Regions from separate parts of the Mus musculus genome. Here regions 1, 3, 4, 5 and 6 are each linked to region 2. A link is a loop called in an ENCODE intact Hi-C map of the cell type or tissue named here. Cell type or tissue: left cerebral cortex. All regions are shown on one strand.

Evidence for each region. A loop is a pair of places that touch in the nucleus more often than their neighbours do. Peaks named below come from ENCODE experiments on the same cell type or tissue, not always from the same donor. Only the 100,000 strongest peaks of a DNase experiment are listed, where the experiment ranks them.
Region 1: it touches region 2 in a loop (4-fold over the local background); 25 of 42 quality-filtered maps call a loop at or near these places.
Region 3: a loop joins it to region 2, with 8 times the contacts of the local background. A loop is called at or near these places in 19 of 42 quality-filtered maps.
Region 4: it touches region 2 in a loop (3-fold over the local background); 4 of 42 quality-filtered maps call a loop at or near these places.
Region 5: a loop joins it to region 2, with 5 times the contacts of the local background. A loop is called at or near these places in 24 of 42 quality-filtered maps.
Region 6: it touches region 2 in a loop (4-fold over the local background); 15 of 42 quality-filtered maps call a loop at or near these places.

The regions. Positions count from the first base shown.
Region 1 is chr13:106,944,239-106,949,238 of GRCm38, forward strand. Dimt1 (DIM1 dimethyladenosine transferase 1-like (S. cerevisiae)) reads left to right here and starts at 2,891. Exons shown (of 12, transcript NM_025447.4): 1 at 2,891-3,045; 2 at 3,348-3,421; 3 at 4,463-4,549. The coding sequence starts at 2,967. In left cerebral cortex, no CTCF peak of the experiment used is centred here; a DNase peak (open chromatin) is centred at 2,828; H3K4me3 peaks cover 2,527 bases; H3K27ac peaks cover 1,373 bases.
Region 2 is chr13:107,099,926-107,104,925 of GRCm38, forward strand. The region is part of intron 4 of Gm31452 (a long non-coding RNA gene); the gene reads left to right. Among named protein-coding and RNA genes, the nearest start is that of Gm41051, 19 kb to the right of the region's middle. In left cerebral cortex, CTCF peaks have their summits at 392 and 1,884 (motif pointing left); a DNase peak (open chromatin) is centred at 1,870; H3K4me3 peaks cover 262 bases.
Region 3 is chr13:108,149,054-108,154,053 of GRCm38, forward strand. The region is part of intron 1 of Ndufaf2 (NADH:ubiquinone oxidoreductase complex assembly factor 2); the gene reads right to left. Among named protein-coding and RNA genes, the nearest start is that of Ndufaf2, 7.1 kb to the right of the region's middle. In left cerebral cortex, CTCF peaks have their summits at 2,920 (motif pointing right) and 4,133 (motif pointing left); DNase peaks (open chromatin) are centred at 2,916 and 4,104; H3K27ac peaks cover 213 bases.
Region 4 is chr13:107,888,311-107,893,310 of GRCm38, forward strand. It overlaps Zswim6 (zinc finger SWIM-type containing 6), which reads right to left and starts at 1,754. Exons shown (of 18, transcript NM_145456.3): 1 at 1,294-1,754; 2 at 1,284-1,292; 3 at 1,276-1,281; 4 at 1,271-1,273; 5 at 1,087-1,268. The coding sequence starts at 1,739. In left cerebral cortex, CTCF peaks have their summits at 921, 2,182 and 2,908; DNase peaks (open chromatin) are centred at 403, 934, 1,884, 2,310 and 2 more places; H3K4me3 peaks cover 3,917 bases; H3K27ac peaks cover 3,278 bases.
Region 5 is chr13:106,934,176-106,939,175 of GRCm38, forward strand. It overlaps Ipo11 (importin 11), which reads right to left and starts at 2,783. Exons shown (of 30, transcript NM_029665.4): 1 at 2,585-2,783. In left cerebral cortex, no CTCF peak of the experiment used is centred here; DNase peaks (open chromatin) are centred at 2,271 and 2,798; H3K4me3 peaks cover 1,684 bases; H3K27ac peaks cover 721 bases.
Region 6 is chr13:107,019,566-107,024,565 of GRCm38, forward strand. Kif2a (kinesin family member 2A) reads right to left here and starts at 2,790. Exons shown (of 21, transcript NM_001374727.1): 1 at 2,447-2,790. The coding sequence starts at 2,510. 3830408C21Rik (RIKEN cDNA 3830408C21 gene) reads left to right here and starts at 3,005. Exons shown (of 4, transcript NR_015471.1): 1 at 3,005-4,417. In left cerebral cortex, a CTCF peak has its summit at 2,267; DNase peaks (open chromatin) are centred at 2,032, 2,356, 2,898 and 3,473; H3K4me3 peaks cover 2,454 bases; H3K27ac peaks cover 1,650 bases.

The DNA.
Region 1 (5,000 bases), 160 kb before region 2:
CCATCACTTCTGATCCGTTTAATAAAGAGCTGACTGCCAGTAGCTGAGGAGAACAGGAATGTTGGGCAGAGATAGGAACTGTGGGAAGAATCGAGAGGCAGCAATTCTCCATCAACACATGGAGGAGGTCGTACATACCAGGACTGCGTAATGGGTAAAGGGAGAGTCATGTAGCAAATGTAGACTTGAATCACTGGGTTAATTAAGTTAGAAGAGCTAGCTGCAAGGTGGCCAACTAAGGCCTAAGCTATAGCAAATAATGCTTCGAGTGCAGATTTTAATGTTTTGATATACCAAATCTTCATTGTACACCACTTCAAAACCTGTCTAGGGCTCACCTTGAACTATGGGTTGTATAGGCTTCACCTGCCAAGTACTGTCCTGTCGTGTGTAGCTTTTGCTACCCTGCCTAAGCTCTGGAACTGGCTGCGATACCAGCCCCCACCCAGCTTCCCTTGAATCTACAAATTTAAACACACACACACACACACACACACACACACACACACGTGCTGGGCGGTGGTGGTGCACGCCTTTGATCCCAGCACTCAGGAGGCAGAGCAGGCAGATTTGTGAGTTCAAGGCCAGCCTGGTCTACAAAGTGAGTTCCAGGACAGCCAGGACTATACGGAGAAACCCTGTCTCGAAAAACCAAAACCAAAACAAACAAACAAACAACCCCACCCCCACACGCACCAGTTAACCTTAAAACGCCTTTGCTAACTCAATGACTGAGCACTGCTAAACCTCTTCTGCCACTCCAGGTATAATCGGACAGAGTGTCCATTAGCCACTCAAAAAGGAAAACTCACATGGCTGGTTGGCATTATCTCCTACAGCTCCTCCTTCTTCTTCCCCAGCTCTCTCCATTCTGCCTTCGTCCTCCCACTCAACTCTAAGTGTCCCTCCCCATTCTCAGTCATCGGGCGCTGGTATCTTTATTGATGGATCAAGAGCCAGTTGGAGAACCTGAGCATTAGAACTAACCCCTACACTGTCCTGATTCATTTCTTTTAGTTTTTTCTTCTGTTTTGTTCAAAAAGTAGTCAGATTCTTGTTTGTCCTGTTCATCACTGTCGTAATGCTGACAGTCCAGGAATGTCCATGCAGAAAAATTCTCAAATTACCAAAGCTGCCATTTTCGTGTACCTAGCCTAGGTTGTAATTGTTGTGGTCCTGATAGGTGTGCAGTGACCTTGCATCTGAAAAATGAACTGAAGGCCTTTCAGCATGGTCTCAACATCAGCTTTGGGGCCGAGTGTGAAGTCTAGCATGCGCAGTGCTGCTGCCATAGGGAAGAGAAGGCTGGCGCCATGTCCCTGGGAGGTAGACCAGGAGTCTGGGGTATTGCTAGGTGTGTGAGACTGCACACCTCCCCCTTTTAAAAATAAGCTATTTGTAAAAGCAGTGGTGATGTCATGTTCAGATTCCACGAAGGAACTTTGAATTGCTGAGTGCCAGTAACTGCGAGGGGAAGCTTAAGTTCCAGAAAGAAAAACAACGCCATAATTTTTTTTTTTTTTTTTTTTTTTTTTTTTTTTTTTGCTAATCGCGTATTTTGGCTTTTGTAACTGTAGTTAGCTTGCAACTGCGGGATGGGAACCTTGAGGGCTTTCCAGGCTCAGAGATGAATGAACTTGGGTCCGGAATACCCAGCTGTAGTCACCTGCGGCTGGAAGAAAGGCTTTCCATTGGCTCATAGGCAGTGTTCAAGTGCTCCTTGGTGGGAACCCCATAATAGTCGACTATAAATAAAAGATTATATTAGGATATTTTAGAACTTTCCCTGTGCTCGAATTACAGCAAAGAAAGGAAGGACTAAAACCTAGGCTACGAGAAAAAAAAAAAAAAAAAAAAAAGCCGGGCGGTGGTGGCGCACGCCTTTAATCCCAGCACTTGGGAGGCAGAGGCAGGCAGATTTCTGAGTTCGAGGCCAGCCTGGTCTACAAAGTGAGTTCCAAGGACAGCCAGGGCTATACAGAGAAACCCGGTCTTGAAAAACAAAACAAACCAAAAACCAAAACAAACAAACAAAAACCTAGGCTACGGAACAGGTTCTTAGCAGTAGCCTTTGGTGGTTGATTGCAAAGACTTTCTTCAGCGCACAAACAGAAAAATTAAAACCGAAACATTACACTGGCAAGAAAAACAGCCATGAATCTTTTATTCTGTATGTTACAGCCCGGCGTATAATCCCATTACAATATCCAACACATACCTGTAATCAATCCCATTTACAGGGTTTTGAAATTGTTATAGCCTTTATCTTTCAATAAATAAACATTGAGAGCAGCATATTTTAACTATGACATTCCAGTGCTGGAACTCAGCAAAACGACGAGAAAATGAACAAAAAGCATAGAGAAGTAACCAGTAAGTGCCGTGTTGGAACGAGAGCTAATTCTAATCTAACTGCTTTCCACAACGGAGAGACATGTTACCCTAAACCACCAAGCTCCGTGTCCATCGAGCCTAGGCTTCTCAGCCCACAACCTGCAGGGAAACAGGAGAGACACGAGAGATCTTTCCGCAGATATCAGAATGTCCCAGGGCAGTGCCAAATGAAGCACCCAATTTGCCGAGACCCAACCAATCCTAACTGCCTGCCTGAGCGGCGCGGTTTCCTCTGGGAAATCGGGCTCTTGGGGAAGTTGTTGCTCCAGCTAAAACTCTAAAATCCGGTGGCTAACCCGCTGGAGCCAGCCTTGCCTCCGGAGGAGCTCACCAGACAGAAACTACAATCTCAGCAGCCACTGGGCTCGAGTCCGCCTTGCCGCGGGAGGAGCCCATAAGAGACTACAATTCCCAGCAGCCACTGGGCTCCGGCCTGCCGCTGACTGGGTGGGTCGGTGATCGCAGTGGGCGGGGAAGTGGGCCTCTCGGGCGCCTAGTCGTGACGGCGACTGAGGGCGACTTCCACGCGGTTCCCGGCTGCTTTCGCTTGGCACAGGGACTCCTCCGAGAAGATGCCGAAGGCCAAGTCCGCAGCGAGTAGCCGCCGGCGGGATCGTCAGGAGCAGCGCCGGGAGCTGAAGCGAGCTGGAGGTGCGGTGTGGAGGATGCTTGGGACTGACCCGCGGCGGGGGAGCCCTACGGTGGCCTGCGCCTCTAGCCGCCCCGAGGAGGGTGGGCGCTCAGCGCTGACCCTTCCCCGCGCGCGCCTGGTCTTCCTTGCCAGCAGGAGGGATGGATGGACTCAAAGATACATCCCAACCCCGGCCGGGAGCGCGGCGCTTGTGGATGCATTGGAGCAGAAACCGTCCCGGGTCCATCCTGCTTCTCTGGGACGGCCTGAGATCGGTTCTTGAAAAGTTGGGAAATTAAGGCTGCTTCGTGTTTTATTTCAGGACTCATGTTCAACACAGGGATCGGACAACACATTTTGAAAAATCCTCTAATTGTTAACAGCATCATCGATAAGGTGGGTGTTAACGATGAAAGGCAGAGCGTTTGTGGATTGTATTTTTCTGACTACTTAATGCCTGTATGCCTAAGTTGCATGCCCATAATTATCCCAGCATTTGGGGAAGCTGAGGCAGGGTGATATGCTCGACCGCAGCCTACATACTAAGAAAATATAAACCAAGATAGGGTGCCTGACAGAATAGTTGCTCTGTATGTATATGTTGGATGGGTTGAGAATTGCCCAGTGATTTCCAGATTATTTCCACTTTTTGGAGGCTCCATCTTGTTTTTGGAACTGGGTCTCATGTAATTCAGGGTGGCCTCAAACATGGTGTGTGTCAAAGCCAGCCTTGAACTCCACTTTGCAAGCGTGTATCATTTTGATCACTTTCTAAGTACATCATCGTTACTCTTTTTATTCCAGACCGTAAATTTACGTCCAAATCACACTGAGTTTGTTCCTCAGGAAAAGATATGGTACTGCATATGAACTGTTTGGAGGATTCCTTCTGTATGGGTTACTGTGCTGTGCTTATGGAGGATTGAGGGCCTGGAGGTAAAATACAGACGGTACAGGGAGCATCCTGGAGCCATAGAGTATAGTTCTCCAGTCTCACCGAATATTCTACTCATAAGCATATGCACACTGGTAACGTTTTGTATGGTTACTATATTCTTAAAACTGTACAGTGGTTAAGAATTGAGAAATCTTTTCCATTTGAATGCACTCTTTCCCATTTGAACTCTTTGGAAGTTACAATTAGTTACAGTTTGCTGGAATTATTGCCAATGTAGAAAGCAGGAACCCACCAGTAGAACCGATTGCTCTTGCTTTTGTTCTGGCTCCAGAAGCTGAGTATATCCCCTAAGTTAGGAAATACAGGTTTTCACTTATACCTAATGCCTTTGAGGTACTACTGCTGTTAACCACATAAACCCTGAAAAAAATGAAGCCAGAGTAAAATGTCTTTAACTGTACATTGATAAACAGAAACAGTCACTTACAGACTTTGTGTTCAAGTGGGCCAGAGCATAAAGGAGTTGTGTTTATTTATAGGCTGCTTTAAGACCTACCGATGTGGTGCTGGAAGTTGGGCCTGGGACTGGCAATATGACTGTCAAGCTGTTAGAAAAGGCCAAAAAGGTAAAAGTGGGGTTTCGTGTGTTACTCTCAAATTAGCTCAGCTGGTTTACAAATGTGAATGTTTTAATAAATTGGCATTGTTCCAATAGTAGTTAGTGGGCCCTTAGAAATTTTATCTCTAAAAATGAGATCTTTCTATCAAAGAAAACAAAATCTACACTTGATGTATTGGTGGGTGATCTAATATAGGAATGGGCCATGTGTTTAAAGGAGTAATAATAAAATAGAAAGTCTGAGATAACCCACAGGGCAGCAGCTAACCATTATGAAGCCTGGAAGAACAGAGCCGTGAAGTTAAAGTCATTAGGACCAAGTTCAGCAGGAGACTCAGAGGGTAGGATGATGATGAAGAATGGGTCAGGGAGTCAACCAGAATCAGAAACTCAAATGGCTACGATGTAGAAGTGGTCACGACACTTGGTGAAGCCCCTGTGGATGTGGCAGGAAAATA
Region 2 (5,000 bases):
AGGATGGGGGGCTAGAGGTGAGGAACGACTTCGCTCTAAAGCCCCAAGGTTTCTCTAAAGAACAGCGAGAGAAGAGCATCGGAGGTCCTAGGAGAGCTGATTAAGTTTTAATCTCATAGGGACTTGAGGCCCGCTGCGAGAAATGTGGATTTCATTTTGATGGTAATTTTTCTGTAGAGAGAGAGAGCAGGGCAGTTACACGAGCTAGAAAGAGTTTAATTACTGATATCTGACAGCATGCCTCAAATTCACTCCGGAGATTTATTTAAAAGGCAGATATTTTACAACCTCCTACTCAGAAAATTCTTAAGTCCGCAAGGCCTAGGAATCTGCATTTTAGAACTGAGCCCTAGAGTGACCATTTAAATAGCATCATCCCCCTAGTGGTGCATATTTGAAATTGCAGATGAAGCAAATTTGTAGCAGTTTATGTTGACTTTTTCACATACATGTATATTTTATGTGTAAAGTAATATTTTACACCTATAAGGACACTGGCTATAAGTAATCTAACTTTAAGGGGTGGAAGCTCTATCACCAGTAATTATGGTGATTATGTGGAGACAGCTCTCAGAAATATTAACATGAAAATGTGAGCTTGGTAAATAGTAATTAATCGGTTATCATGATGTTAGAGAACAGTATTAGCTTTGAAACCACAGCCTGGTTGACTATTAGGGTGCTATGAAATTAGTATAATTGCAACAGTGCAGGCAAGATCAAAAGATACTGGCTTTTCCTAAATGTCATATAATGTTCACAGGGACACCTGCAGCTCAGCTCAAACCACCCAGGACAGAAGATCGACCCAGTCCCCAGGGGTGTATATTCCCCTAGCCAGGATAGAGCAAGTTCTTGTTAGAATGCTAGTAGTTTGTCATTTAGGGTTGAAAATGTCTCCTTCAGAGTCTCAGCCCACACCAGTTCTCTTACACCAGTCCCGTTGTTCCGTAGTTCCTGGGGCTCAGAGGCCTTCCACCTCCCCTGGGCTTGCAGTAGTAGATGGAAGGTCAGGGGCAAGGTAGGGGCGGAGCTCTATCTGGGAGGACATACTGTGTCTGCAAGCAGGTGTTCTGGTAGATAATTCTGGCTTTGCACTCGGTTTGTTTGTTCTCAGAGTCTCCCAGAGTTTTTCTTATACACCCACCCCATGCTTTCCCTCGTTTGGCACAGACCCACTTTTGAGTTAGAAGATTATCTAGTCCAAATCACTTTCATTCCAGATGAGGAAGCAGCTGTCACAATTGCGGAAGTTCCAGCCAGCAGCAGACAGCTGTCTGTCTGGTGCTGATATCTTGGCATGGACCAATAGGACCCTCAGGTCAACTTCTTTTCTGAAGCTATCTTTCAGCAGTTGTTTATTCTCTGATCTCCCTCTATAACAGACCTCCCATCCCTTTCCCGCTCATTGTTTGTTTGTTTTTATTTTGTTTCTTTGAATCTCTGTCTCCCCTTCATCTTGACTAGCTGTTTAATACATGAAAAACTTGAGAAAAATCAGGCTTTATTCTAAGAGAAACCCAAATGAAACCTCAGCCATCAAACCTTCACTAACTAAATTATGCAGTGTTTGTGTCACCTCCTGATTTGTTTTTGTGGGTTAAGCCTCTCAAAGGGAAAAAAGGCTCATTTGTTGCAACCCGTAGGAGAAAGACTTGGAAGGAGGAAATAGAAAACAAGAGGTAAGCTGAGCCGAAGGATCACATATCCAGCGAAAGGAATACGAAATGAGAATCTGGACATGCCCGCGTGTATTTTTCCATTTGGAAACAACGCGGTCACAACTGGTGTATTTACTGTTTCCTCTAGACTCACTTGCCCTTGGGGGTAAGTACTCTGCAAGAGACGCTAGCCTGCCCCCTAGTGGCTGCTGAGGACATGCACTCGTATCCCAGGGCTGCGGCTTGACTGTCCGCAGAGAGAAGCTGAGGAAAGTCACTCTGAGAGGGAGCAACTCTCCTGTAAATACAGTAGATGGAGACACACACTGAAAGACTGGATCCCCATGAGCCTCGATTTCATTTGCTCTGAGAAACTGTTCAGCATTCTGAATTGTCGAAGATAGATAGATTTGAATTTAATGTATGCATGATGCTTCATGCGACCAGTGTTTGATTTGTAAAACACAACAACAAAAAACCCTAATGTGAAGATTTTAAGTACAAGCGGTACCTGAATCTGCTGACCTTTCACACTATTAATTTGTGCAGAGCTTTAGCGTAGGAGGAGACAAGGATACAGAAGTTAGGGAAGCCCAGATCCCGTTCTTTGGGACCCTCTGATGGGAAGGAACACATATTTGCACATAGTTACAACACATGGCAGAGGTACAGCCAGAGAGGCGACATGTATGCCGATGTCTTATTTAATATTTATCATGAAGGTTTTTATATTGTAAATTAAGTGCATTTATCTTTTGTTATCTGAGAAGAAATCTGTAACAGTGGATTTCTGTGGCGTGCAATAAAGACCTTCCTACATAGGAGGAGAAAGTTCAGAAAGGTCAAGTAATTTGCACTCATTGAGCAGCAGAGAAATATCATCCCTGCGATTCAAATTTGGCTGTCTGCTTTTACTGTCGGCTCAATTAACTTTGACAGAGCTATACTGAGAGCCTACCCGGCACCAGCTTTGTGCTGGAGGTGTGAAGAGGAAGATGCCATTACCGGTCTTAGGGTTAGTGTCCTGCAGGGAACTAGACTGTGAAGAAAAACTTGCACTCTGTTGTGACTGATGCGGTAGTGGACATGCGCAGATTTTACCTCTGGAGCCCAGTGGCAGGCCTTCTGTCACCTGATCCCGATAACTGACTGTGAGCGACTGATTAGGAATTTGTCACTTGGCCTAAGGCAATCATATTTAAAATAGATCTAATAATGGGTATCTGCCCAGGAGGTTAGACCACTCATGGATGACAGCCAGATGTGTCAGAGACAGCAGCCAACAAGAGAAACTCAGAAAAGTCCAGAATCAAAGTAGCAAGCAAGCAAGCAAGCAAGCAAGCAAGCAAGCAAGCAAGCAAGCTGGTGTGCCCGAGCATGGATGGCATCCCTGCATTTGGGAGACAGAGACAGAAGTTTAAAGTCATCCTCAGCTACATAGAATAGTGGGGAATCAGTGTTGGGAAACATTAAAAGCAAAATGAAACAAAATAAGTGGAGGGAGCAGCTGAATTGGTAGGGAGGAAGGCAGAGGCTAAAGAGTGTAGACTGTGGGTGTGGCCCTCACATTCAAAGCTGCTTCCCTATGGGTGTGGCGCTACAAGAGCAGGCGCATACCTGCCCAGATGGACCCTGTGCGTCCTCATCGCTGCTCCCCCTCACAGTGTGAGAACGAAAATTAGACACCGGAGGTTACTGATGTTTTCATTTCTCTAAACAAGTTTCACTCGCCTGCACCAGATGTGGTTGATCACAGGTAGGCCGGAGGTTCGTGGGCAGAAAATACCTCAGGATGTATTCTCACCCCTGATTGAATGTAGGTGCGGGAGTATTCATAGGCAGGAAATACGTCTGGGTTTATGCTCACCTTTAACGGGAATTGCAATAGCCTTGCAGGTTTGTCTTTTTAAGCCCTTGCAAAGTGTGATTGTTTACGATTTGGTTTTAAACTGTGGTGGTGGTCTTATTCCCGACTGATGGGAGTAACAATAGCCACCTACCTCATTTGAGAACCTTTGAGCCTGACCCTGAACCTTAACCCAAGAAAGCCTCACTAAGGGCTGATCCTTAATAGCACATCCACAACCCCCATTTTTAATAGGGTTATTTGAATTTCTGAGTCCAGCTTCTTGAGCTCTTTGTATATATTGGATATTAGTCCCCTATCAGATTTAGGATTGGTAAAGATCTTTTCCCAATCTGTTGGTGGCCTTTTTATCCTATTGACAGTGTCGTTTGCCTTACAGAAGCTGTGCAGTTTTATAAGGTCCCATGTGTCAATTCTTGATCTTACAGCACAAGCCATTGCTGTTCTGTTTAGGAATTTTTCCCCTGTGCCCATATCTTTGAGGCTTTTCCCCACTTTCAGTGTCTCTGGTTTTATGTGGAGGTCTTTGATGCAGGGAGTGATCTTAACCACTGAGCCATCTCTCCTGCCCTGAGAGTTTAGAGTTTTATAATCCTTCAATGTTTTTGCCTGTATGATTCCATATTAGCCTGCTTTTTTTGGTGTTGGCTCATTTAAGTCATTTTCTGTGTACTCACTTTCATAAGCACCTAGCAACCCTATGATTCTACTGTGAAGTCCCTCTCAAAGGAATACTTGATTCTCCCTTTGATGATAATTAAAATGCCATTTCTACACGAAAATAAACCTTGATCTTATGGAAGTGCTAACTAAAATCTGCATATAATTTAGTAACAAAATACAAGGTTTCCCTCCTGCTACGGACACTAAACCAGCTGGATTCACTTCTCCCAGTCCTAAAGGGAATGTAGGGACAATTGGAGAACTGTGGTGTTAAACTCTTGCCCCAACTTCCTTGTGTAGCCCAGATCCGTCCCAGAATACATCCACACACATTTGTGTGCTTATTAATGAGGGGACACTTTCTGAAAACTCCGTGGCTGGACAATTTTTCCTTTTTTTTCTTTTTTTCTTTTGTATGGGTGTGTTGTGTACATGTATGTCAGGGTACTATATGCATGAAGTGCTTTTATGGGCCAACAGAAAGTGCCAGGTCTTCTGGGGCTGGAGATACAGATGGTTGTTAACCAACATGGATGCTGGGATTCAAAGCAGGAAGAGCAGACAGCTCTCTCTCTCTCTCTCTCTCTCTCTCTCTCTCTCTCTCTCTCTCTCTCTGCACAGACATGTGCAAACATTGTAGGACATTCTTACAGGAACAGTAGATCACTCTATGTGAGCTCTCCATTCAGTCAATAAGCGATAGACATGACACTCATCTGTGCTAGTAAAATATTAAAAGCAACGGTTATTTTATCTCATGTGTATGCGTGTGCCTGCTTCTCTGTATGTGTACTGTGTGAATGCAGGTA
Region 3 (5,000 bases), 1.0 Mb after region 2:
CTGTTACTATCTAGCAGTTATCCAAAGGAATAACAATCCAGCTGCATAGTAACTATTTATAATCAATTGAGGACATGCATGAAATACATAGGCTGACTATATTTTTAAAAGTTCTTGGCACAGAGGCAGTGGCAAACTGCAGCTGTATTTATATCCAGGAATTGCTCAGTGTATCATTAACAGTTTGTCCAAAATAAGACTGTGTCACCTATAAGATCAGTCCTCGACGCAGCTATTTACTATTACAACTCCTCAACTCATTCCTCAAGAATATTCCTCAAGGCCGTTGCCACAATTTTCTAGGGGTTAAAATGTGTCAAAAGATGAGTGTAAAATGAAAGGGCAAATCTTGCAGAAGGTAGCTTTATGAAGTCTACAGAAGTACTATAGAATCACAAGAAAACTGCTGATTTCTACTTTATATGACCAAGATAGTGCAGCAAGATAGGAATATGAAAAATAGCTCAAACAATAATATAGTAAAGATTATTACAAATATTTAGAAAGAATGGCAATACCCTCAAATTTTGCAAAAAAAAAAAGAAAAAAAGAAAAAAAGAAAGAAAGAAAGAAAGAAAGAAAGAAAGAAAGAAAAATAACACTTCTTACTTTCAGTAAAAGAGACAAATGTGACTTAAGGATATCATGTTGTGTTATTATAACTTTGTCAAAATATCTAAGTTAAAACAAACACACAATACCATGGTGGACAGATGGTTTAGGAGTTAAGAGCACCAGCTGTTCTTCCAGAGGACCCGTGTTCAATTCTCAACACCCACATGGCAGCCCGCGACTGTGTTGAACTCCAGTTCTAGAGAATCCGACATCATCTTGTGGCCTCCTCAGGCATGCACAGGTGTGGTGTGTAGACTTATATGCAGGTAAACCACTCATACATCAAAGAAATAAATCTTTAAAAAAAAAACAGTATTGGGGCTGGTGAGATGGCTCAGTGGGTAAGAGCACCCGACTGCTCTTCCGAAAGTCCGTAGTTCAAATCCCAGCAACCACATGGTGGCTCACAACCACCCGTAATGAGATCTGACGCCCTCTTCTGGAGTGTCTGAAGACAGCTACAGTGTACTTACATATAATAAATAAATAAGTAAATAAATCTTAAAAAAAAAAACAAAAACAGTATTATTCAACATACAAAGGGGGTGGCGCTTCTGGGCATGTCCCCAAAGACTGTATGTCATACCAGAGAGACACTTGCACATGAGTGTTTATTGCTCCAAATTCACAATAGGTAGGAAATGAACCAGCCTAGGTAGTCATCAATGAGGGACTGAAGACACACATGAATGAATGAAGATCATGTGCTCTATTTGTTCAATGGAATTTTACCCAACTGTAAAGCAGCTACATGAAACCATGAAATCTGCAGGAAAATGGATGGAACTGGAGGTTACTGTGTTAAGCCCAGCAACCTCGACTCAGAAGACAAATTCCATGTGTTTTCCTTCATATGAGGATCCTAGATTTTAACTTTCATGTATGTAAGTGTGGGTACAGAACATACGACTACAGAGAGCACCGTGAGACAGGAAAACAGTCTTAAAAGATGGGAAAGTAGGACATGAAAACACGTGGTGGGCACTGAGAGGGAACAACAAGTGCAGGGGGCACAGGGTGGGCACTGAGGGGGAGGCAGCAAGCAGGGGGCACAGGGTGGGCCCTGAGGGGGAGGCAGCAAGCAGGGGCACAGGGTGGGCCCTGAGGGGGAGGCAGCAAGCAGGGGCACAGGGTGGGCCCTGAGGGGGGCAGCAAGGGGCGAAGAGACACAAGGGGACAGGAGGGGAGTGCAGGAGAAGCACCAGCAGAAACAATGCATATCAGTGCCACAGTAACCATTACTTCATATGCTAATTAAAAATACAATTTCAGAACCCGAGGGAGAGGAAGTATGGAAATAGGGGTGCTTATCATATTGCATTATATCATATTGCATTATATCATATTGCGTTATATCATATTGCATTATATAAATGTATATGCAGTTCTCAGAGAACAAATTTTCTATACAATTCCAAATAGTAAGCCCTAAATACATATACATATGAAAGATGTTAAATAAGCTCAGGTTATATACACACATACATCATATCTCATATACACACTTAGATATATGTTATCATGATGAAAGACTAAGAGGTCATGAATATGAGAAAGTGGTGGGGCGATGGAGGAAAGGGAGGGAGAAAAAGGAGGGGCAGAAAATGTAAACAAAATTCTCATATATAAAACTGTCAGAGAAAAAATAAAATGTAAAAAAATTACATTAAATTATAAAGTAGAATCTCTGAAACATCGTTTTTAGAAAGATGTGAGGTGCTATAATTACACTGATATACTCACTCACAATATGCACATATGTCAAGACATCACTAGAACAACCATAGCTACATACAAATTTTGCAAAAGCCACTCAATGAAGCTGATGGGGAGACAAGTACTTAACTCATTCTTACGTCAGAAGTCACCATGCAGTTGTAATTAGTCTCACACCTCCCTGTTCATCAAATGTCTCCTTCCTCACACGGCCATCGTAAGACTCTTCATACATACACTCTTTAAGAGTTACTAAACACTGTGCATAGTCCAGGCCAGCTTAACTTCACTTATCTAAGAGTTTTATTTACTCATAGGCAGTGCACTATAAAATGGCTTCTGGACCTTAAGGGGCTTTAAAGTGGAACCAACATTGATGAAGGGAAGACAGAAGACACACTAAAAAGGGGGAAATGGTTTTCAGAGAAAAGCCCTAGAGAGATGCAGACACAACTAATATATGCTAAGTGAGAGTTATGTTCTAATAAATAAGACAATATAAATCATTTTATGTGACATATTCAGCTAAAATGGAAAAACTTAACCAGCATCTTAGGCAGAGGGTGCAGTTTCTCATTTGGACCACAAGATGGAGCCATTAGCCAGCTGGAATGCAAGATTAAAGTAGAGACAGCCTGATTGAAATGACTCAAGCTATTTTAAAATGTCTTTATGCAGTCTATTTTTAACAGTATATATTCTCTACTCCATTTTGTAAAAATGGATTTAGAATAAAGTTTATAATAGAAAAAAATTATTCTAACAGTTGAATAATGAAGCCTACCACATAACTCTGAAGGTATTTATTTCTCAGTACCAGTCCTCATTCAACTGTGACTTCTAAAGAATGTCATCGCAGTCTGTCCCTTGTAAAGCAGCTTACACTTAGCCTCGGGCAGCAGCAGACATGACTTTCTGGACTGACGCTCTTTGGAGTTAGATGAGGATAACAGTTATCTGCCTGGTTTTAAATGCCAGGGAGAATGGGCTCTGTAAACACATGACACGGTTGGGTTCTGTTACTGAGTGGTCCTGATGAAGCAACACTATTGCTTTTCTTAATTCTTGAAATCTCCCACAATGCAGCGTCTCGGGGCAAATGCTTAGAAGCGAGTCTAGCACACAGTGTTTACACTATGATCGTTAGTATCAATACTGACCTTACTGTCCTAAGCTAAAGCAAATGTCAAAACCCTCAAACACAAAGACAACCAGCAGCCGAATTCCTGGAGACACTTGTGATGTCATTTAACTATAGACACAACCCAGATTGCCAACCTCCCACAATTAGTTTCCATTGCAGCTCAAAGGTCCCACGCTCCCCGGGTAGGGAAACCAGGAGTCTGTTACAGCTGCTTAGGTTCATTTAAAGCCACAGCAAGGGACTGGCATGGGTGACTGTCAACACACGCCATCCTCACGTTTTGTTGTTGAAAATGTGATAGACACATGTTCAGGGCCAACAATGGGCCTGTCCTCCTGTGACAGAATACAGTTAGTACTTAAGGACATGGACTTTGTACATGACTGAGGGAATTCAGGAAACAATAAAAAACAAAATCTTGTAGGAAAAACTACCGACAGCAAAGTATGACTGCTGTCCCCGTCCATATTGTGTATTCCAGTTTTTCTTCTATTTTCATTATGTGTTTTTGTTGTTGTTGCTGCTGCTGCTGCTTGGATAAATAAATGCTCTGATTCCTCCTGGGTGTGTGTGGGAAGTGAGATTCCTTCAAATCACTTTCAAGTACAAAGCAGGAAAGACAGTCAATCTTGATTTTTGGAACAATGCTGCCCTCTGCTGGAAGAGCTGAAATATTTTCATTAGTCTCAAACCTGGAGGAGTCTAGAACCACCTTCCAATTATTAACTAAAAAACCAGAAACTATACTTTCAGTTGTGGCTGTTTTCCTTTCCCATATTCTCCGTGATTATTTCTAGTCTCTAAATAATACACGTGAATTGGCTGAGGTGAGGCCTTCCAAATCGATATGTCTTTACTATACACACAACAGTGGAGGATGCAGGTTTTGAACAATTAGATAATGGTTCTGAAGGGAAATTGTAAGGCTAAGTATCTCTACAGAAGTCTGATGATGTAATGAAACTCAGTTCAGCAGGTCAGAGGCAGGTCCATGTCTGACCACACTGGAAGTTCACTATACCATGGCTAGGTTCTTTTATTTCTGGTAGGAATACTTATTCCTGCCAGGCTAATCTAGCTCATTTATTGAACAGTATCTGAATTGCCTAGTCTAGACTCTTTGAACTACTTCATCCGTGTATGTGCTTTGTTCTGTTTTGACTTTTAGAATTGAGGGCCAAATGATACCTCAATTCATTGTATAGCTGCCTTTGCAGCACCTACCCCATACACAGGCAGACACACAGGAAACTCATCGTTATACACAGGGGAATGGGGCAATAACCCTGCATTTGAAATGAGAATTTAAGCTAGTTGGTGGCTGTGAAAATATTAAAACTCAACATTCGATGAAAGAGCGGTAACTACGGTTAACTTAAGCTCACACAATGGAGGTATTGTGATGACACTGAGAATGGCAAAGTGTGTTTCTAGTGTGTGTTCCTATATGAATGTGTAAATTTTAAATGACTAGAACTCTATCTACCTATTATCTCCCCCAATCCTATTCGGTTCATATATAAAA
Region 4 (5,000 bases), 790 kb after region 2:
AAGAAAAAGAAAAGCCCCGCGGAAGGCAGAGGGATTTGAGAAAACTCTCCTGGTCTGTCAGAGAAAGAAGGGCTGTGCAGCTTTAAATCACAAGCCCTTCTCTCGCCTTTGTCAAATATCTTCTACTTTACAAGCCCTGAAAAGAAATAAAGAGGCTCTTTTGTTTGCTTTCCCCTTTTCGGAGGGTGACAGAAAATTGAAAGGGGCACAAATAAACCCGAAAGGAGAACAAACTGCCGGGAGGTGCGGGGCGCGCAGCAGCGCAGGGGCGCAGGGGCCGCGGGGCCCCTCGGTGCGGACGCCGGCCGCGGGTCACAGCGTCGGCGGTGCTGCCCGCTCCCTCAGCACCGCGCCCGAACCCCGGGCTCAGGCAGAAGTCGGGCGGCGGGGTGCCTCACGGGACGGAGAAGCGAGAGCGGCGCCCCTCAGCGGCCCGGCCGGCCGTCACTGCCGGCCGGGGTGGCTCGGGGACCCGGACGCGGACGCCGCGGAGCTCGTTGCAGACACCTTAAAGCAGCCTGAGTACGAGGGGCCGGCCGGCTAGCCGGCCGGCCGTCGGAGCCCCGAGCGGAGCGGTGGCCGAGCGGGGTTGAAGGGATCGCCACCACCCCACCTCGGACCGCGGGGCGCGGAGCAGCGCCAGAAGAAAGGACGCGAGCCGGGCAGTGCAGAGCGAGCGCCCCGGTCGGCATTGTCTGCGGCCCGCGCCCCCTCCCCCGCGCCGCACGCCCCAGCCCGAGCCCCGCGGCCACCCGCGCCTTTGTCCACGCCCGCCCCGCACACCCGCACTCAGCCTGCCGGACAGACGACCGGGACGCCGACACCCACCACCCCGCCACCGAGGGGCGCGTCCTTGCTGATTCATTTCCCACTCGCGCTAGCCCGTCCGGGGAGACGGGGGCGGGGACCAGCGGGAGGAAATGGGCGCTCCGCTCCGGGGACCGTCCGAGTCGCCCGCTGCTGCACCGCGCGCGCCCGACCCGAGGCGGCCCAGGGGATCGGAGGGGAGACCCTGCCCTCCCCCACCCCCGAGGGACAGGAGGACAGACCGAAGGACCGACGGCCCGCGGCAGCCCCGTGACTCACCGACTTGCAGGACGTTGTCTACGCAGCCACTCTCCAGCAGCGCGATACCCCGGCGGAAGGGCAGCCGCGTCTCGTCGCCGCCGTCCGCAGCGCTGGCCGCCCCCACCGACGGGGTCCCGGTGCCCGCGGCGACGGCGGCGGCGGCGGCTGAGGTGGCGGCCGGCGAGGATGAGGAGCCGCCGCGCCGCCGCGCCGCGCCCGTGCTGCCGCCCGCCGCCGCCGCCGCTGTCGTCGCCGGGGCCGCCCGCGGAGCCGCCGCCGGTGTTGAAGGACGAGTACATGCAGATCTCCCGCTCACTGCGGGGAAAGGACCAGTAGACGATGCGGCGCTGCACCGGCTCCGGGATGCGCTCGAAGCGCTCCTCCACGCGCTGGAACGGCCACTTCTCCGCCACCCTGCGCGCTGCGATGTCCAGCAGAGACTCGGGGCTTTGGGTCTTGCCCGGCGGCAGCAGCCCCAGTGCCGCGCCGCCCCCGCACGCCGCCGCCGCCGCCGCACCGCCCGCCCGCGGGCCGGGCCGACAGGCAGAGCTGTAGCCGCCACCCGCGCCGCCGCCGCTGCTGCCCCCACCACCGCCGCCGCCGCCGCCGCCGCCGCCCGGCCGGCAGCAGAGCCGTTTCGCGGGAGGAGGCTGCTGTCCGCGCTCCGCCATGACCGCGCCGCTTCTAACCCGACAGCGGAAGTGCCGGGACCCTATAAACGGCACAAGGAAGCGCGACACGCACACGCCGTGGCGACGCCACGCTGCCATCTAGGGCCCGCCGCTCCTTGTAGGGGCACGGGAGGTGTGGCCTAGGCCGTGACGACATCGCCGAGGAGGAGCGCCGATAGGGAGAACCTAGGGGAGGGGGCGGGGCCTATGCAAATCACTGGGCTGAAACATAAATAGAGCGCTCCGTGGACACGGGGGTGGCGGGGGCACCCGGGTTGGGTGCCCGGTGGGCTGTGAGAATGTCAGGCTGCTGTGACGCGGGAGGCGGGGCTCAGGCGGGGTTTCCGCGGGAGGGGTCGGGCCGTCTGCCAAGGGGAAGGGTGGGTGGGTCTCTGCGCCCCCTGTCTACTCAACTTAGCCCTCCAGCGCCCTGCCTCCTTTTGATGTCCGCCGAGCGTGGACGCTCCTCGTGGGTCGCCGCGGGGCGGGGAGGGGGGAGGGTTCCGGACTAAATGGAGGGCGGGCCGACTGCTCGATGCCCCACCCCCCAGTCAGCCGGCCCCGCGGGGAAAAGCCTCTGGGCGGAGGAGGCGCTTTCAAAACAAAGAAATGCTGCGTGAAGCCCCGGGGACGCGGCCGAGAGGAAGGCGGGGGAGGCGCGGCCCAGGCCGCCTGCTTTCCTTCCAACCCGGCGAAGCGAACTTCCCCCACCCTCGGCCGTGGCTGCGGCGCAGGGGGGAAAGGGAGGAGGGCTGAGCTCAGCCACTGTTTTCCACTTCACTTTTCGCCGACCCAGGTGGGGAAGGGGCGCGGCTGCCCCGCGTAACTGCAGCGCACCCAGCCCTGAGCCCCGGGTTCGCTCCGGCCCGGTGACACGCCAGGGAGCCGAGTCGATCGAGCGCCCGGACACGCGCAGCGCTCGGATGCTGCCCCGCAGCCGCTGGACGCGCGTCCCGAGCCGGCCGCGCCGCCCTGCCCCGCCCCGCCCTCGCACTCTTTCAGTCCTTCGGGCCAAGAAGCCGGCCCGCCCGGCTTCACCCCAGAGCCCCAGTCGCCCTCTGCCGCGACCTGCTGCAGACCCAGGGGGTCGGGCCGCTCACTTAGAGCGCACACACGGGCAGAGAGGATCGCGCAAACTCTCCAACGCGAGACGGTTGTCGCTCACGGCCGCCCGGTGGCGGACAACAGCCGCGGGCGCTCTGGAATCTGCGGCGGGGCTGAGACCTGGAGTCCTTGGCGCTCCGGACGCGCGCTGCGCTCCCTGCAGCATTGGCGGCGCCCGACCGGCGGGTCCTCCCCGCTGCAGGGCAGCAGGAGAGCGAGCAGCGCTGGGAGACGGTGCCCGGGCGCCAGCGGAGGCGGAGAAACGAGTCCCCGTCTGAACCGGGAACCCTGCGGACATTGTTCTTCGCACTCTGCAGAGCTTGGTTAGATCTCAGCCAAGCCGCAGGCTTAATGACCACGTTAGACACTCTGACTTCTTGCTCCACCTTCTGTTTTTACTGTAAACAGTGTTAGAGATACTGTCCTATTGTTGGAGATAAGCCCTAGCTCCTCTGACACTTTCGCATATTGGCTACTCCCCACTGCCTACCTGGTCTGAATTTAAAGCAACTACGCGCGTCGGCGTTGTAAAGAAAATTGCCCACTCAAAGCGAAGGCCGCCCGAGACATTGGACGTGATCCATGTCGGGCATCGGGAGCCCCAGGCTAGAAGTCCCTGGAGACAGGACGCTGGCAGACTTTCCATAGCTGCTTGTTAGGAAAATTTTGGTGACATGTTTTTGTATATTCATCCAGTATTTTTCTAGGCACCTCCTCGGTGCCTAGGAAAAAGCCGGACAGAAAACTGGAAGAGCTTTATGGGCAAGCGGAAGAGGAAGTCCCTTTCCTCCGGTTGTTTAATATCTATATCTCTTTAAGAAATAATTTTAAGAGACTTTAAAACTTAGAGTATCGGAGCAGAAAGAAGGGTGAGCCCTAGTCTGTCCTCAAAAAGTCACGACAAAAGCGTGTGCAGTACAGGTCGCTGAACATTTCCACCCGTGTACACGGGTCTCTGAATTAGAAAGTTAAAAAGGACAGAACTGATGTCCTCGGACAGAATTAATGACTCATTCAGGGTCAGATGCGGTGTTGGTGGGAGGGATTAATTTCCGTTACCGGAAAATACATACCTTTAGAGGGGGCTAACATTTAAAGAATTTGATATCGCAATGAACTAAAAGAGGCTGGATCTAAGACATGGACCTTCCCTGGAGGGATCCAGTCATTTTTTGTTAAGTTTTTTCTGGGAATGGAACATAGGCCCTCCAGCGTCAATGCTCTTGGGCTGAACTATACCCCCTAGCCCTGGGGCAATCCAGCTTCATTTTCTAATTCAAAGAAAGCCCAAGGCCACTGAAGATGATCTAACCCTACTTGATCTCCCTGGGGTCTCAAACACTGCCCACTCTTCTTTTGAGTGGTTCCCCCCATTCTTGGGTTTCTCTGGCATCCTGTTGTCTCTTCTGTTCTGGACTCTGTTTCTGTCTCTTCCTCTCTGCCTCATTTGTTTGTTGTTTCTCTTCCTCCAAACTTTAATGTGCCCTCATCCTACAGCCTATTATGATCGACTTTTGATGACACCCCGTGGAAAGTCAAACCCAAAAACCTTGGCTCATCTCTTCTCAGTGTCCAGATCACAGCGCTCACCATCAGAGTGCCTATTTCAAACTTAAAGTACTCCCTTTCCGCTGCATTTCTTGTCTCCCAGGGTGACCTATCAGGGTCCCCCATGCTGCAGCAGTCCCCCTTTGATAACTTCTTTGATGCAGCCCCCCCCCCCCCCCGCCCCCATTCACTTTCGGTGTTGACTATCCCAGCCCCTCTCACTGCTCACAGGTGTTTCTTTTTGCTGTGCAGGGCCTTGTTGCTGACTGGCGTGTCTGTGTAGCCTATCCTCTCCCCCCCCCCCCCCCCCCGCAAGTCCCTTGAAATGGCTCTTATGCTGCCTACTGGGAAGAGACCAGAGTGACTATGATCTGTCTCGACCAAACCCAACTTTCCAGCCTTGTCTTTGAAAATGCAACTGAATTTTTCCCCCCAGTTCCTCAACAGGAATGCTGTTATGTCCCAACAGGACATGCCTGCCCCACACATTTGCTCAATACATTCCTGAGGCCTGAAATCTCTCTCTCTCTCTTTCCTCTTGGAATTTGTTAAATTCCTCCCCTTCCTTCAAGGACTTGCTTTAAAGGCCACTTCCTCTGGAAAAACCCA
Region 5 (5,000 bases), 170 kb before region 2:
TTGTAATGTAGGCTTACTTGGTAGTCAGGCTCATCTTTAGAAAATGAAACAAAAGGCACTCCAGAAGCACACCTGCAAGAGATGTGATCAGCCACTGTGTAAAGCACCCCGAAACTAGCTGACTAGACCCATCACATGCACAAAGAAAGGAAGGGGGCTGGGGGACTCTAATGCAGCTGTAAAGTGCAAATCCCTGGGTTCTACCTCCAACACCACGAAACCAAAACAAAAGTCAAAACTGAAGATGCACAAATAGTAAATATCTTAATGATAAAACATGTACAAGGCCCTGGGTTCAATCCCAACACTGCATAAATAAAATAAAGATAAAAATTTTTAAACTGGGGCTGGAGAGATGGCTCAGCAGTTAAGAGCACTGACTGCTCTTCCAGGGGTCCTGAGTTCAATTCCCAGCAACCACATGGTGGCTCACAACCATCCGTAATGGGATCCGATGCACTCTTCTGGTGTGTGTCTGAAGACAGCTAGAGTGTACTCATATAAATAAAAATAAATAACTCTTTTTTAAAAATTTAACTTACCAACAGTAATTCTAAATTAAGCCCAATGTGGCAACACACACCCAGCACTAAGGAAAAGAGGTATGCACTAAGGTATCTCTGAGTTAAGGCCAGCCTGGTCCACACAAACTAAAGCTACACAGTCAAAGTCTATCTCAGAGATAGTAATGATGATGATAATAAATCAGAACAAAGATTAAATATACACATATGCCCATGCAACACACACACAAACACAAACTAATCAGGACTGGAGAGATGGCCTGGCACAGGCTGCACATCCTAAGGACCCAAGTTTGATTCCCAGCAGGCACACAGGTCAGGTGGGGCACAACCTGTAATTCCATTACCAGAAGATCCAAGCCCCTCTTCTGCCTGTTTCAGGAACAGCACAGACAAGAGGACACAGGAAGATCTTTTAAGCCGGGCGTGGCAGCGCACGCCTTTGATCCCAGCACTCGGGAGGCAGAGGCAGGCGGATTTCTGAGTTCCAGGCCAGCCTGGTCTACAGAGTGAGTTCCAGGACAGCCAGGGCTATACAGAGAAACCCTCTCGAAAAACCAAAAAAAAACAAAAAACAAAAAAAACAAAGATTTAGCTTTTAAAAGATAAATCAAAAAAAAACAAAAAACAAAAACAAAAATAATTAAACATTACCTTTGCCTAAAAATGGATATCTGTATTCTTGAGAAACATCTTCAGTATATCTTATATCCAAATACTACAAGTACTATTCTGCCTTCTAGCTTGGTGCTGAATGTAAATACATTTCATAATATCACAAAATCTAAAGACTTGTTTAATTACCAAATAACTGTTGCACACTGCTTTGGAACCTCCATCCATATTACTACAACCAAATTCCTTTGAGAATTCTCTTTTGGCTTTAAGAAGTGTAATCAAGGCAAAAAAAAATGCCCTCCTGCCCTATAGCTATTACACATGTCCACAAAATAAATTAAAATGTTTATGCTAGACACCATCAGAACACCCAAAGAAGAAGAAAAAAGTCTGCAATCCTACCACCAGCAGGAAAAAAAAATTCTAATTCTACCAAAATTTTCCTCTGTGTGGAACAAAGATGTGGGGAAAGCTATCAAGCCATGTAGGTAATGATGTAAAGAAAGCTATCAAGCTCATATAATGAAGTCATTCTGCCCTTAACCAAAGAACAAAATTCTGAAATAATGTGGAAATGGAAGAGAAAAATCTCAGTCCACGAGAGGTTAAAATATATGGTTGCCAACTGCTCTTCCTTGCTTCCTTCTATACAACAAGCATATCTTAAAGGCATTATCGCATGTAACAGAGCTCCTGTAACGTGTGGAGAAGAGGTGTGCCAACTACAACCTTGGCACCAGAAGCCAGATTACCGGTCTTTGCTATGTACGCAAAAAAAAAAAAAAAAAAAAAAAAAAAAAATCACTCTGCTGTAAGATTCTCACGTTGACCACGCAATAAGAGAATTAAGGGGAAAAGAGCAAATGCTATGGGCCTCGAAATAATTTTGCTGAATCACAAATATTCCCAAATGTAAAGCTGCAGGAGTCGCTGAGCCTGTGCACTGGCGGCCATACCTCAGCATGAATCTCCTCTCGGAGAATTGATGTTGAAGTCCCTTCACTTTTTCCTTAAAGGTGAAGGAACGATCGGAATGCTTAAAGCTTTCCAAAGCACAGCTTCCACGGCAAGGTCGCGTGTGCAGCTAACTCCACACACCGGTCTTGGGAAGGGGAACACGTTTCCCTCGTGCTGTGCAGCCCAAAGCCTCCAAGGACAAATACAGCCCCCTGGCCGGCGACAGGGGACACAATAGGTACCCTCGCCTTTGCTCAGCCTGTCACTCAGACCCTGCCACGCCGCACCGTGGACCCAGCACCCAGAGGCTTCCCACAGCCCGGGAGCCCGTGCTCGCCCGGGCTACACCAGAGCCGCGAGGGCCCACGGCCACGCCGCACAGCTCCGCGGGACCCCGCGTTCCGCCCTCGGCGCGGGGTCTCTCGCTGCCCAGCCCACTCCTCCCTTCCTTCCTTCCATCCGCGCGGCTCGCGGCCGGGCCTCACCGCGTGCTTCGGTCCGGAACCGCCCGGCCCGCCCCTTTCCACTTGTCCACACGAAGCGGCGTTGGTTGCTTCCTCGTCCCCCACGCTCCTAGTCCACACGCTGCCGCCTACTGATGCCGAAAACGGCTTCTAGGAACGCGCCATGTTCCGCGTCGCCACTCCAAACGACGAGGGCGCGCTAAAATTACGTCACAGGTTCCCAGAGCGCCGAGAGGCCGAGGAGGGAGGCCATAGGACGGCGGAGGGAAGGGGAGGGAGGAACTCGAGTTCGAACCCGAAGGCGCGCGGCAGCCAATAGGGTTGTGTGCGCTTGCGTGGTACCCGGAGCAAGGCGCCGGCTTAGGGGCCCCTGTAACTATGGAAACCGTAGGTCCGGAGAAAATCGATAGTCTCCTGCGCTGATCGAAGCCTAAGTCAAAACCATTCATTGCATCTTCACTATTCTGTCAGCTACTTGGTTTAGGAGTCTGTCACGGCAGAAGAGGGTCATCAAAAGAATCCCATTGATGAACTCTGCCACCATAGGTATTTGGATGAGCATTGTTGGTTTTGGTTTTTTTTTTTTTTTTTGGGGGGTGGGGGTTAGAGTTCTGCTGGTTTTTGTTTTGTTTTTTGTTCTTGTTTTTTCGAGACAGGGTTTCTCTGTATAGCCCTGGCTGTCCTGGAACTCACTTTGTAGCCCAGGCTGACCTCGAACTCAGAAATCCGCCTGCCTCTGCCTCCCGAGTGCTGGGATTAAAGGTGTGTGCCACCACGCCCCGCTAGAGTTCTGCTGTTTAATCAGGGTCTCAGGACCCCAGGCTGGCATCGCTGAGGATGACCTTCAAATTCCGACGCCGCCACTTCTCAAGTGTTAGGGTTACATGCATATAGTCTCTGTTGGGAAGGTTTAGGAGTGCCCAGTCATTGAGTTAACCAAAGGCATTTCAAAAATAAGCTAATGTGTGTGTGGCTTTCATTCCAGAATCCAAAGAGTTCCTGGAGAGTGGGTGGAAGTGCGTGATCCTCTGGGAGCACAAAGTGGTGTAGCACAAACTCACAGCTACATGGTTGGTCTAAAATGTATCCACATTCCCGTTGATGCTAATGTTGCCAACCACCCAGAGGATGTGTCCAATGGTAGAGAGACAAGCGATAGTTAGTGTGGGAAGAAAGAATTAAGTAGTTATTAAAAAGAGAAATTTTGAAAAATAGAACTCTTTTATTGGAGTCATAGGTCTTTTGTAAATCTTAGGAAATGTTTAATTTTAAAAAATGAGCATACGCAGGCCGGGCATGGTGGCACATGCCTTTAATCCCAGCACTTGGGAGGCAGAGGCAGGCGAATTTCTGAGTTCAAGGCCAGCCTGGTCTATAGAGTGAGTTCCAGGACAGCCAGGACTACACAGAGAAACCCTGCCTCAAAAAAAAAAAAAAAAAAAAAAAAAAAACACACAACAACAACAACAAAAGCATACACAAAGTGTGTCTAGAATACTAGGACCCCAAATTAGGATGTATTCAGAAGTACTAATTTTGACTAGTATTGAATGGAAGATGCAGGTGCATATTGTTGACAAAACAAATATTTACAGCTAGATGAATAACCCTCAATCCACTGTACTTCATTACTATATTTTCATGCTCAATTTTGAGAGAATAGGGAAAATATTAGAATTAACTTATCATTGAGTGTCTTCAGGTTATATTTGAAATCTTTTTCTTTTTGGGGGTGGGGGAGGGTGGGTTGCTAAGAGTAGAACACATGGCCTTGAACATGCCAGGCAAGCACTGTAACCACTAAACTATTTCCGCAGTGTGTATTTGAAAACATAGTGCTTTTTGCATACAATTGAGAACTACAAAGAGAAAGCAGAAAATTGGTGATGAAATGCTAAATTAAAGAAACATTGAGAGCTGGGCGTGGTGGCGCACACCTTTAATCCCAGCACTCAGGAGGCAAAGGCAGGCGGATTTATGAGTTCAAGGCCAGCCTGGTCTACTGAGTGAGTTCCAGGACAGCCAGGGCTATTCAGAGAAATCCTGTCTCGGAAAAAAAGAAAGGAAGGAAGGAAGGAAGGAAGGAAGGAAGGAAGGAAGGAAAGAAACATTGAGGGGGCTGTAGCGATAGCTCAGAGATTAAGAGAGCATGGAGAGGTTCTGGGTTCAATTCCCAGCATCCATATGGTAGTTCACACCATCTATAACCCCAGTTCCAAGGGATCCAATGTAGCCTTCTGATCTGTGAGGGTACCAGCAAGCTCCTAGTGCACAGACATACATTCAAGGAAAACACTCACATACATAAAATAATTATTAAGTTGTTATTTAATTAAAGAAACATTGGCTTCCCTTACCCCCTCTCTCTGTCACACACACACACACACTTACTTTTTTTATAACATCAGTCAGATACAGTGGCCCATCTCTGTAATCT
Region 6 (5,000 bases), 80 kb before region 2:
TATCTGATCTGTAACCCCCACAGGCTGAGGACCACTGCTCTCCAGTGAATGTCTACTTTAGTCATATCGTTTGAAAACATAAAGCAGTCCAGTTCTGAGTATCAATGCTTAAGGAAATATGCTGTCTCATGGATGAGACAGCAGGACTTAGGAATGCAGAAACCCACTGGTAAGCTGCTTTTAATCATCAGTGAGGACTTACTGGGGTTAGAATTTTTTGAAGATCCTCAAAGATACAAATAGGCCCATTTTGGTTCATGATTTGGCCTTTGGAATCTCTTAATATATGGCTGTCACTGATAGAGAAATCAGGGACAAAGATCATACATGCAGCGCAGTATCTATTACCTGGTTAGCAGCAGGCTGAAGTGGCCCTTCTTTATTTACTCCTATGATCTGAGTTTTCAGGATATCAGTGTTTATTCAACAACTAGGTTTATTTATTTAATTTTACTTTTTACAATAACCACTAGTATTTTCTCTATCACAGATCTGTTATAGAAGGAAGGAAAACAAAAGCAGCCTCTTGAAAGTGAAAAGAAGGAGCACGTGGAAGAGTCTCATGGAGACGGAACTGAACACTTTTAATCCCAGTGATTTCCTTTGAAAGTCACCCGATTTTCAGGGCTGAGGATGTAGTTCAATCAGTGAATGCTTGATCCTGGAAACCTCACAAATTGGCAGGAAGCAGGAGCTGTTCAGGGTCCTCAGCTATAAAGCAAGTTCAAGGCCAGCCCGAGATCATAAGGTCTCCCAAACTAAGAAATTCTAAATGTTGTTTTTACAAAGTTACCTACTTTGGCTCCCTGGCATTATGTAAGTATTTACATGATGTATAAGCATTTACACTATCAGTTAGGACAATACACAATGTACACACTTACTTCCTGAGGAAAATACTTTTGAAAATACAAAGCTTTTGTGTATCACAATTTCTGCTATAGGCTGAAATTAAAGACTGAAAGAATATTATAAACCTATATCCTAGAATCACCAAAGAACCAAAATTACTTCAATGCATAATTAAAAAAATGGCATCTCAGATAAAATCACTTGACTATAGAGCTATTTTGTAATGATTTTAGTTAAGATCTTTAAGACTGTAAAGAATATACAGTTTATTATACTTCAAGTTTTGAATTAACATGTAAGTCCTATATTTGTTAACATACTGCCAACCTACATTCACCAAAAAATAAAATGGCATTAGACAGCATAATGATTGCAAGAAAGTCATCTTCAGAGAATTGATAAAGCAAACTCCAATCCAAGTAAAGAAAGTATCCCTTTTCCGTTTGGTAACTTCTAAAGCTCTACAAGTTATAATGTATTTTCTCAAAAATATATAATACACAAAATAATCCTTCCAGTTACCAAATTACTTCAGCTGCAAAGAGGGAGAGAAAAAAAAAATCACTAACCACTTCCAACACATCATAAATAACAGGAAAACCAATCTACTCATGTATACTGATGTGACTTGATCAAATTTGGTAGAAACCAAGAAATGGGTGTTTTGGCCATGCCCTTATTAATTGCGGTAAAGGATGGTGAATAGGCCACAATTAAGTAAAAGGAATTGGGTACAAGTGAGATGCAGTCAAGAATCAATTCCTAACACTAGCATTTCATTCATCCCCTTCTACTCAGTTATTTCATTTACAATATGGATGATTTTCACTTTACACTTAGAAGTGATAAAAATATTTCCCCCCTACGAGGAACCTACAGCAACATCCATAAGCAGCCTATGGGTCTTTTTTTTTAAATGAATTAAACATGTCTCTTCCCCTCGCCTTACACTTCTCTCAGTTACCTCCCCAGGGTGTGAAAATATCAACATCCGGTCGCCCACCCTCTCAGGAGTGTCTCCCGTGGACTGCGTCCATCCTCTCTCCATCCTCTCCTTCCCTTTCAGTAGCATCACCTTGGTGAAGCGTACCGAGTATTTCTTTCCCGTTACTCCCCCACCCCTTTTCATGGCCGAGTGCAGCCTTCTCTGCACTTGGATCAGCAGAAGAAAGCAGCATGCTTGGGGGAGAACAGGCAAAGAGGCCTGACAACCGGATAGCACTTAACAACAACCGGATGGCTCCCCAATGGCCTCTGGCTGCCAGTCGGGTCTCTCGGTGCCGACATCCCCGATCTTCACGCTACCACCCTTTCCACGCCACCGAGGCAGAGACCGGTAAAAGGCAGAGTAGAGGCAGCGCGAGGCACGGGCAACCCTAACGGAGTCCCCTGGGGGGAGAGGACCGCGAACCCGGGAGCGGCTCCCGCCCTGCGGCCGGGGCCCCGCACTGCAGCGGCGCCCGGGCGGACCCCACGCCCGCCTCACCCGCACAACGCCGCACACAAAAGCGCCGGGCCGCCGCCTTCCCGCCCCCACAACCCGTAGAGCAATCAAAGGGGCAGCCGGCCCGACGCGGCCAGAGGCGCGGCTCACCATCGCTGCGCTTGATCTCCACGTAAATCCCGATCTGGATCTTGCCGAAGTTGGCCGTTGCCATCACCTCATCCGGAGCGGCGGCAGGCGGGCGAAACAGGCGGGGAGGGGGCGGGGTGGCGGCGGGAGGGGCAGCGGTGGCCCGCGTCCGCGCCGGTCCGGGAGGCAGCGTGGACGCGAGCGGGGCCGCGGCGAGAGCGGCGGCGGACGAGCGGGCTGAAGCCCCGGGCCTGCGGGCGGACGGGCGGACGGGCGGGCGGACGGGCGGGCGGGCGGGCGGGCGCGCACGCCGGGCGTCCGGGTGAAGCGAGGGCCGCAGCCGTGAGGCGGCGCGGGGGAAGAGTGGGAGGGCTCGCGCCGCCCGCCCCTACGGACGCTGGAGAGGCGGGGCGCCGCGCGCCTGCGCACACCCGGCGGCCCGCGGCTTCCTGCCGTGCGCCCGCGCGCTCGGGCTGCAGGCGGCCCCGCCCAGCTCGGCTGCGGCCTGGCGGCGGGCGGGGCTGAGCCGTCCGCGGGAACGGGAACGGGAACGGGAGCGCGCGCGGCCCGGCCGGGTACGAACCCGCGCCGGGTTTGATTCCGCACGCGGCGGCCTACGAGGCGCGGGAAACGACTCGCGACGTCCTTCCAGAGCTCCCGCTCCGCGTGCACGCTGCCGCAGGAACGGGTTGAGGGCCGAGTGGGATCGAGGCTTTCGGGGCGCGGGACTGAGGGGCACTGACCGATTAAAGAACTGGCTCAGTGCATTTCTGTGGCTGTCAGATCGCATGCCACTCCGGGGCAGCCGGTCCTTGAGGAACCTTATTAAGGCCGGGGCATGCCTGGTTCAGGCTTCCCATCAATTATGGAGGGTCGAAAGGGTGTCGTCCACCCTGAGTAGGAACGAAGACCTCCCCTTGCCCTTTACTTCCCAGCTCATTGCAATTCAAAGCGAAGCCCTCCTGGGCTACCAGCGGGCCTGTCCTGCTATCCTATTGCTTCAGTAGAGCTCAAGGCTTACTTGCCCTAGTCTCTAACTCCAGCAGCTATGACTCAAAATCAGAGCAGAGACTTGAAGAACGTTGAATAATGAGCCTCTTCTGCAGTCATGTGGCTGAGCTGACTACAGCAACATGGAGAGTGCCAAGCAGAGGGGGCCAGGTAGACAAGCGTGTAAACTGAAGTGTAACCTCCACCAGCTTTGTCGTAAATTCTTTGTAGAATGACTTACTACTCTCCTCAGTTACTCCCTGCCTGCCCATTCCTGCATCTTGGTTTCTTCATCTTCCCCCATGATCTAGGATAATATGATCTCTTCTCCTTCCCCCTGATTATTTAAATCTTCCTCTCACCTCCCTACATTTTTCACTTGTTATTTACTTTTTTTTTTTTTTTTTTTTAGATAGGGTGTCATTTGACCTAAGCTGGCCTTAACCATGCTATGTAGTGAGGATAATCTTGAATGCCTTACTGGTGTGAGCCATCACTTCTAGTTTATGTGGTACTGGGGATAGAATCCAGGACTTTGTACGTGATGAGAGCATTGTGGATGAGAATGGTTCATGTGCTTGAATACTTTGTCCCCATTGTTGGAACTGTTTGGGAAGGATTAGGAAATGTGCCCTTATTAGAGAAAGGGTTTCACTAGGATCAGGCGCTGAGGTTTCAAAAGACACCATTTAGAGTTAGCTTTCTAGACCTCTTACTTGTGCATCAAGAGGTGAGCGCTCAGGTGTTGAGGCCAGCATGCCTTTGTTCCACCATCATGGACTTCAAACCTAGGAAACCATAAGCACAGTGAAACACTTTTGTTTTGTCGGTTGTCTTGGTCATGGTGCTTTATCCCAGAAAGAGAGGCAACTACAACACCAACAAGCAAGTGTTCTACCAAGTGAGCTAAACTGCTAGCCCTGAAAGCCTACTGTCTTTGTAAAACCTGCTCCACCCACTCCAGCCTAGATGACTCTTCTGCCTAGGGATTCTTGCAAAGTGGTAAGTATCACTTTGTAAATAGACATGTTTGATCTATAACTATGTATACATAGGAACTTTTCTTTTTTTTCAAAGATTTATTTGTTAATATTTATATGAGTACACTGTAGCTGTCTTCAGACACACTAGAAGAGGATAGTAGATCCCATTATAGGAGATTGTGAGTCACCACATGGTTGCTGGAATTGAACTCAGGACCTCTAGAAGAGCAGCCAGTGATTAATGCTCTTAATCGCTGGGTCTTGCGCGCGCTCGACTGGCCAGGAAGAACGACGCTGCAACAGGATCCTTCTGCACAAGTTTATTGGGAGAGCTTGATTGTAGAGGCGAAGAGACCCCGAGCCCAGAACTGGTGCTGCTTTTATAGGCCTAGGAGAGGCGTGTCTCACACCCGGATTGGTTATGCACTACGCCTCATTTGCATGTTCCTTATCTGATTGGCTACTCTCTCTCTCTGTACCTCACAGAGCCTCATTATCATACCTCATTTGCATGTCTCACATCTGATTGGTTACTCTCTCAGTACCTTACAGAACCTCATTATCATACCTCATTTGCATGTCTCACATCTGATTGGTTATAC